Regions from separate parts of the Homo sapiens genome. Here region 1 is linked to region 2. The links are chromatin loops, found by intact Hi-C in ENCODE. Cell type or tissue: pancreas. All regions are shown on one strand. Links, peaks and the distances in the headings refer to the core of each region. The heading gives the core; the rest is flanking DNA.

What was found. Peaks named below come from ENCODE experiments on the same cell type or tissue, not always from the same donor. Only the 100,000 strongest peaks of a DNase experiment are listed, where the experiment ranks them.
Region 1: it touches region 2 in a loop (4-fold over the local background); 1 of 110 quality-filtered maps calls a loop at or near these places.

The regions. Positions count from the first base shown.
Region 1 is chr11:119,739,673-119,742,571 of GRCh38, reverse strand. No RefSeq gene overlaps it. Among named protein-coding and RNA genes, the nearest start is that of NECTIN1-DT, 12 kb to the right of the region's middle. In pancreas, for the core only: a CTCF peak has its summit at 1,078 (motif pointing right); DNase peaks (open chromatin) are centred at 1,068 and 2,471; H3K27ac peaks cover 570 bases.
Region 2 is chr11:119,795,915-119,798,813 of GRCh38, reverse strand. No RefSeq gene overlaps it. Among named protein-coding and RNA genes, the nearest start is that of NECTIN1-DT, 68 kb to the right of the region's middle. RefSeq lists an enhancer at 2,552-2,899. In pancreas, for the core only: no CTCF peak of the experiment used is centred there; no DNase peak of the experiment used is centred there.

The DNA of each region.
Region 1 (2,899 bases), core at 111-2,610, 56 kb after region 2:
GGAGAGGAGACCGCACACTGGGGGGATGGGGAGGCGGGCCCGCCCCGAATGAGCCATTTGCTGCGGATTCATCCAAAGGCCGATGATCCACTGGCAAAAATTAGGCAGGGGGTGGGGCGAGGGGTTGGGGAGGAGACAAGAGCTAGTAGGGGGCGAAGAGACGACATCCGGGAGGCGGGGCTTTCCCCCCAGGCCGGCGCGCCCAGCCCCACGCCCCCTCGCACCCCTGCCCACCCACCCCCGGGCCCTGCGGAGTGTCAGGCGCGGCAGGAGGCGGGGTGTACCTGTGTGTGCCTCTGTGTGTGCATGTGCGTGTGCGCGTGCCTCTGTATATGTGTGCGTGTACCTCTGTGTGTACCTGTGTGTGCGCGTGTGCCTGTGTGTGCCTCTGTGTGTGTGTGCGCGTGTGCATGTGTGTGTGCCTCTGTGTGTGTGTGCGCGTGTGCCTGTGTGTGCCTCTGTGTGTGTGTGTGCGCCTCTGTGTGTGCCTCTGTGCGTGTGTGTGCCTCTGTGTGTGTGTGCCTCTGTATATGTGTGCTTGTGCTTCTGGGTGTGTGCACCTCTGTGTGTGCGCATGTGTGTGCCTCTGGGTGTGTGTGCCTGTATGCCTCTGTGTGTGTATGCCTGTGTGTGCCTCTGTGTGTGTGTGTGCCTCTGTGTGTGTGTGCCTGTGTGTGCCTCTGTGTGTGTGTGCCTGTGTGTGCGTGTGCCTCTGTGTGTGCGTGTGTGCCTCTGTGTGTGTGTATGCCTCTGTGTGCGCGCGTGTGTGTGCGTGCGTGTCCCCACCAGCCTTCCTACCACAACCCGGCCGCTCTTCCCAATCAATGGTCTCTTTGTGGCGGAGGGACTGGAACGACGTGTGCGGGGGAGGGTGGGAGGCTGCCTCCTGGGCACCCGGCGCGCCCGACCCGAGCTGACAGCCGTGGGGCAGGGCTCCCCGTACCCCAGTAAAAGTACGTTCCCCCGAGTGTCTCTACCCTCTGTGGACCTAGAGAATGGGGCCGACAGAGGCGGTGGCTGGAGCCTCCCGGACTCTGCGCTATGGGGCGGTTGCAGGTCCCACACGGGGAAGGACAGGGACGCTCTCTCCGCGGCCCACGACCGCTAGGTGGCGCCGTGCCCGTCCCGCCTCCAGGAGGCCCCGCAGGGTCCCAGGCGCCCAGGGTACCTGGAGGCGAGGTGGGGAGGCGGAGAGGAGGTGGGGGCAGCATTCCCGCAGTCTCATTCATTCGTGCATTTGTCCATGCCCACTAAATTGGACAGTCGGACAGAGGGACAGGTGCACATCCTTCTCTTGAAGGTCTAAATGCCCAAACCTCAGAGAGACTAGAGAGATACCCCACAGGAAAAGTGAATCCAAGGTCATCTATGGCAAAGGCCAAGCGAGAGGTATACCCGGTGCGCTAAGTTCAGAAACAACCGTGGAATTCGACAGCACAGAACCCCGAGATGGGTTATCTTGACCATTCTGCGCCAGACCAATCAGATGGGGGAGAGTCATTCATTCCCGCCAGTGCCAGGCCCTGGGCTGGACTTCAGACACTCAATTGTGACCTGTCCTCAGGGAGTTTATGGACTAGTGGGGGAAAGACATCAGGCAGATAACTACACAAATAATTCCCTAGCTACAGCTGTCTTGCACGTGCACAGGTGTAGAAAAAGGGGAGAAGAGTCAACCCTCGCCCTGGGTTACCTGCTCCAGCCCTAACTAGGGTTGGAAGTAGGGGTGTTTGCCTTATGAAGAACATAAATCACTTCCTCTTAGTTCAAAATTGAAATAAAAGCAGTAGTCTAACATCTGAGGCACAGTCAAGGCAAGACTGACCATTTTTCGGGGGTAAACTGGGGACCACAGGAAAAGAGCCTGGAGACAAAGCGCTTAATTCTATGTGCGGGGCATGGTGCATGGTTACTCCTTTAATCTTCGGTCCACCCTGTGGAGCGGATGTTAAGCCTACTTTACAGAGCAGGACATTGAGGCCCAGGGAAGTAAGAGACTGGCCCAGAGTGCCAAGAGCCAGTTTATGACAGAGCTGGGACTGGACCCCATAACCGCCTCAGGCCCAAGTCCCATACCTCTTCTGCTATAACAGCCTGCCTCTAGGACCACGTCTGGATGCCCTGCTAGGGCCAGAGCAGTAGGGTGGAGGGAGATCAGAAAGAGAAAGGGGCTGGGCAGGTGAAGAAGCCTCCAGATTGGGGCCCTCATCACCACTCCCAGCTCATCACAGCCAGCCCTTTCTCTGCATCTCCTGACCAAAGCACCACCCGCTTAACATTCTGCTCAGTTTCCTCTGTACTCCGACTCCAAATGTTTATCAACACATGCTGTAATGTAATCAGCTCCTGGGAAAATACACACCAGGTAATGGATGCTGATAAGAGTGTCAAACAGATGTCCCCTCCCTGCCCCTCCCTCCCAGCCAGAGCTGGCACACCCAGGAGGCTGGGGAGGCATCTCTTGCCACACCACCCCTCCAGCCCTGGCAGCCGAGGCATTCCTCCAGAAGCTGCCCAGGCAGGCAACAGGGCCTGACCCTGTGGGGCCCAGCATTGTACCAGGCATTGTGCCGTGGACTTTACACACCTCACAGTAGCACTATAAGTTTGGTGTTACTATTCCCATTTTGCAGATAGAGAAACTAAGCCACAAAATAATGATGAAACCAGAGTGAAGCAGCAGCATCAGAAGTAGATTAAGGGGCCATCACTCCACTTCTCCATTCATCATCAGGCAACCTCCCCACTGAACATGGCCCTTTGAAGGAAGCTGCCCTCATTACCTTTCTAAGTTGTTGGATCTAAGGCCCCAGCCTGTATGGACTTGGCAAGTCAGGTGGAGGAAGGCTTGCAACATGTTCCTCATTTCTGGCCCAGCCAGGTAGGAGACAGGGTCCTG
Region 2 (2,899 bases), core at 186-2,685:
TTTGGATCCCCTGCTGGGGCTTCCCATTGGCAGAACCCAGTGGGAATCCAGAGACACAGGGTCTGGTGGACTCAGTCCTAGCAGATCAGCTCCCTGGGGCAGAGACCAGGGACAGAGGATGGCCATGGATCTGGGGGTTAACAGAAGTTCCCTGGCACCTATAACAATCCTGACCCCGAGGTTCTTCCTCTGAAAGTGGGACAGCATGATCACAGTCCTAAGACCTTACCAGAGTTCGTGAAAGGATCATGTGAGATAGAAATGGCCAAAGGCTTTGCACAAAAGTAATCTGTGCTCCTTACAGCAGGCCTGCGAGGCATCCTTCAGTGCCTTCAGTCGGTCCTTTTAGAATTCATAAGGGAGATAATTTTACAGATGAGAAAACTCAAGTTCAAAGAAATTTAGTTGCCTCTCTATATTAGTTAACCCCTTACTTTGCAAGAGACAGAAACCCAAGTCAAACTGGCTTCAGCAAGAAGAAAAAAGTAATTGGCTCTCATAAGTGAGCAGTCCAGGAAAACAATATGGTTTTATTGTTTCAGACATGGTTGTATCCAGGCATTCATTCGATCAAGGTTACTGAGTATCTGTTTTCTCTATTGCTTCGCCCTGCTGTCCTGTGCTGGCTTTATTCTCAGGAAGAGTATTCCTGAGTGGTGAAAAAGCAGCTTCAGGTATATTTCCACCAGTTTAGCAATGCCAGGGGAAAGAGAGCCCCTTCCCCAAATTCCCAGCAAATGTTCTAAAGCTGACTTCCCTGACTCTGGACCAATCTGCATGTCCAGGCGATGAAAGCTCTCATTGGCCAGGCTGGGTCAAGCACCTCCCCTGCTCCCTGGAACAGGAAAGTAGGGCCAACACAGCTGAGAAAAGGCTAGGACAGGATGGGAAAAGGGACAGCCAGAGAGCTGACTTCCCAAAGGGAAGATGGCTGGGTGGCCAGAAACAAAGAGGGGAGTGGAGCTGTCCACCGGGCTGCCCAGGTATGCTTATGGCAGCCCATCCCAGGTCCAACCTGGCTGTCCGACTCCCAAGCTGTGTGTGTTTGGTCGGGGGAGGTTTATTTGTGTATTTTGGGTTTTTAGAAACTCTGCATCCTATGTCAGTGAGGTGCAATAAAAAGACAGGCGCATAGACGGGGCATGCATACAGGCTGGGGACGGCAGGAGTGATGAGGAAGGCAGGGCCTGTTCTGAAGGGTTCTGAGCTCTCAGCTAAGGGGTCTGGGGGCTGGCGCGGGCAGTGCTCAGGTCAGCCTGGCTGGTCCCAACCCCTCCATCTCAGGCTGACAGCCTCAGGATCAGGAGCTTGGGGGCTGATCTCTCGAGGTGCCTGCCCTGCTGAGTCCTCCTGCCACGTGTGTGACCTATTGCCCCCAGCTCCTCCCTCCTCTGCTTCCCCTCCACCTACTTAGAGCCTGATGTAAACGAAGCACCGGGAGTGCTTTGATTTCTTTTCTTTCCCACTTGAAGGCCTCCTCCCCCTCCTCACAAAAGCATGGCGTGTGTGTGCATGTGTGTGCCTGTGCACACGATGGCATGAGGCCCAGGAGCCCCCTTTTTCTCTGGGGCTGTGACGTCCCCATCAGGAGACAAGGGCTGCAGGCAGTGCAGAGAGGAGCATTTAAGGCTCTTGGCTCCCCGGCCTCTCTCTCGCTTTATTTACCACCCTTCCGAGGCACAGGGAGGATCTAAAGAGAGGATGGGGAATGGGATTTAATGCCAAAGCACTTCAGGTTCAGAGAGAGACAAGATTAGAAAAGGAGGGAGAAAGGAAAGGGGAGGGGAAGAGAGAAGAGAGGGGAGGATGAGGGCAGGGACAGAGAGGCAGGGATGAAGGCTGAGAAACAGAGGGAAAGGCAGCGACAGAGGTGGGGGAAGGCAGGCTGGTTCAGAGACAGGCAGGAGAGACACAAATACAGCACTGCCCAGGCCGAGCCCAACAGGAAGCTTGCAGATGGCCTCTATGGCCAAGCAGCCAGGCAGAGGGAGAGGACACAGGGAACCATTGGGTCTAGAGACCCAGGAGGAACAGGGCCATGGGGCTTCAAGCAATGAGTGAGTGTGTCTTGGCCTGAACTGGGGAGACAGATGTCCCCCAGCCTCTCTGGCATCACATTCCTCTTCCCTAGAGGGCCGAGTTCCAGCACATGGAGTGTAAATGGACGTGACAGGGCCCCTGCCCCTCTGGGCTCCTGTCTCCTTCCCAGCTGGTGTGCTGCGTGCCCCTGCTGGCCTCTGCAGCGCCTTCCTCCAAGGGGGTCAGCACGCCTGGCTCATCTTGGAGCCCTTCCAGCCCCACCCCACAACCCAGCCAGATCCACAGTCAGAGACTGGATGCCAGCATTAGAGCAAGGATGGGGTGTGGGGCCGGAAGTCCTCCTGCCCTGTCAGGCCCAGGAGCCCTGCCCCATCATAGGAAAGTGGCCAATGGCAGGTATAGATGAACCTTCCACCGAGTCTCCGTTCCAGCCTGACCACCATAGAGAAGAAGGTGCTGAGCCTACAGAGGTTTGTCTGAGGTCCCTGGAAACTGCCCAACTCAAGGTGCTGCTCCCCAATTACCACTGTGATCCCCAGTACCATGGGGGTACTCACTATTCCAGAGATGCCTTGGTGCCTCACTGCCCTGGTACCATCACCTGCTCATCTGATGGGGCCCAGAGGCCTGTATGAATTGGGACCATTGGGGGGTCCCAATGCTTCCCTCTCTCCCCTGCCTCCACTCCCCAGCATCTGCGCTGGCCAAGGGCAGCTAGACTTCCAGCGTTGATGTGTTACAGAATATGGATCATTATGACATCCCAAGGAAGGCCCCAGAGCAGAAGCTGGGAAGAAATAGATGGGCAGGCAGCCTCTCTGAGCCTCAGAGCTCATGAGGGGAGGAAGGGATTCTACAT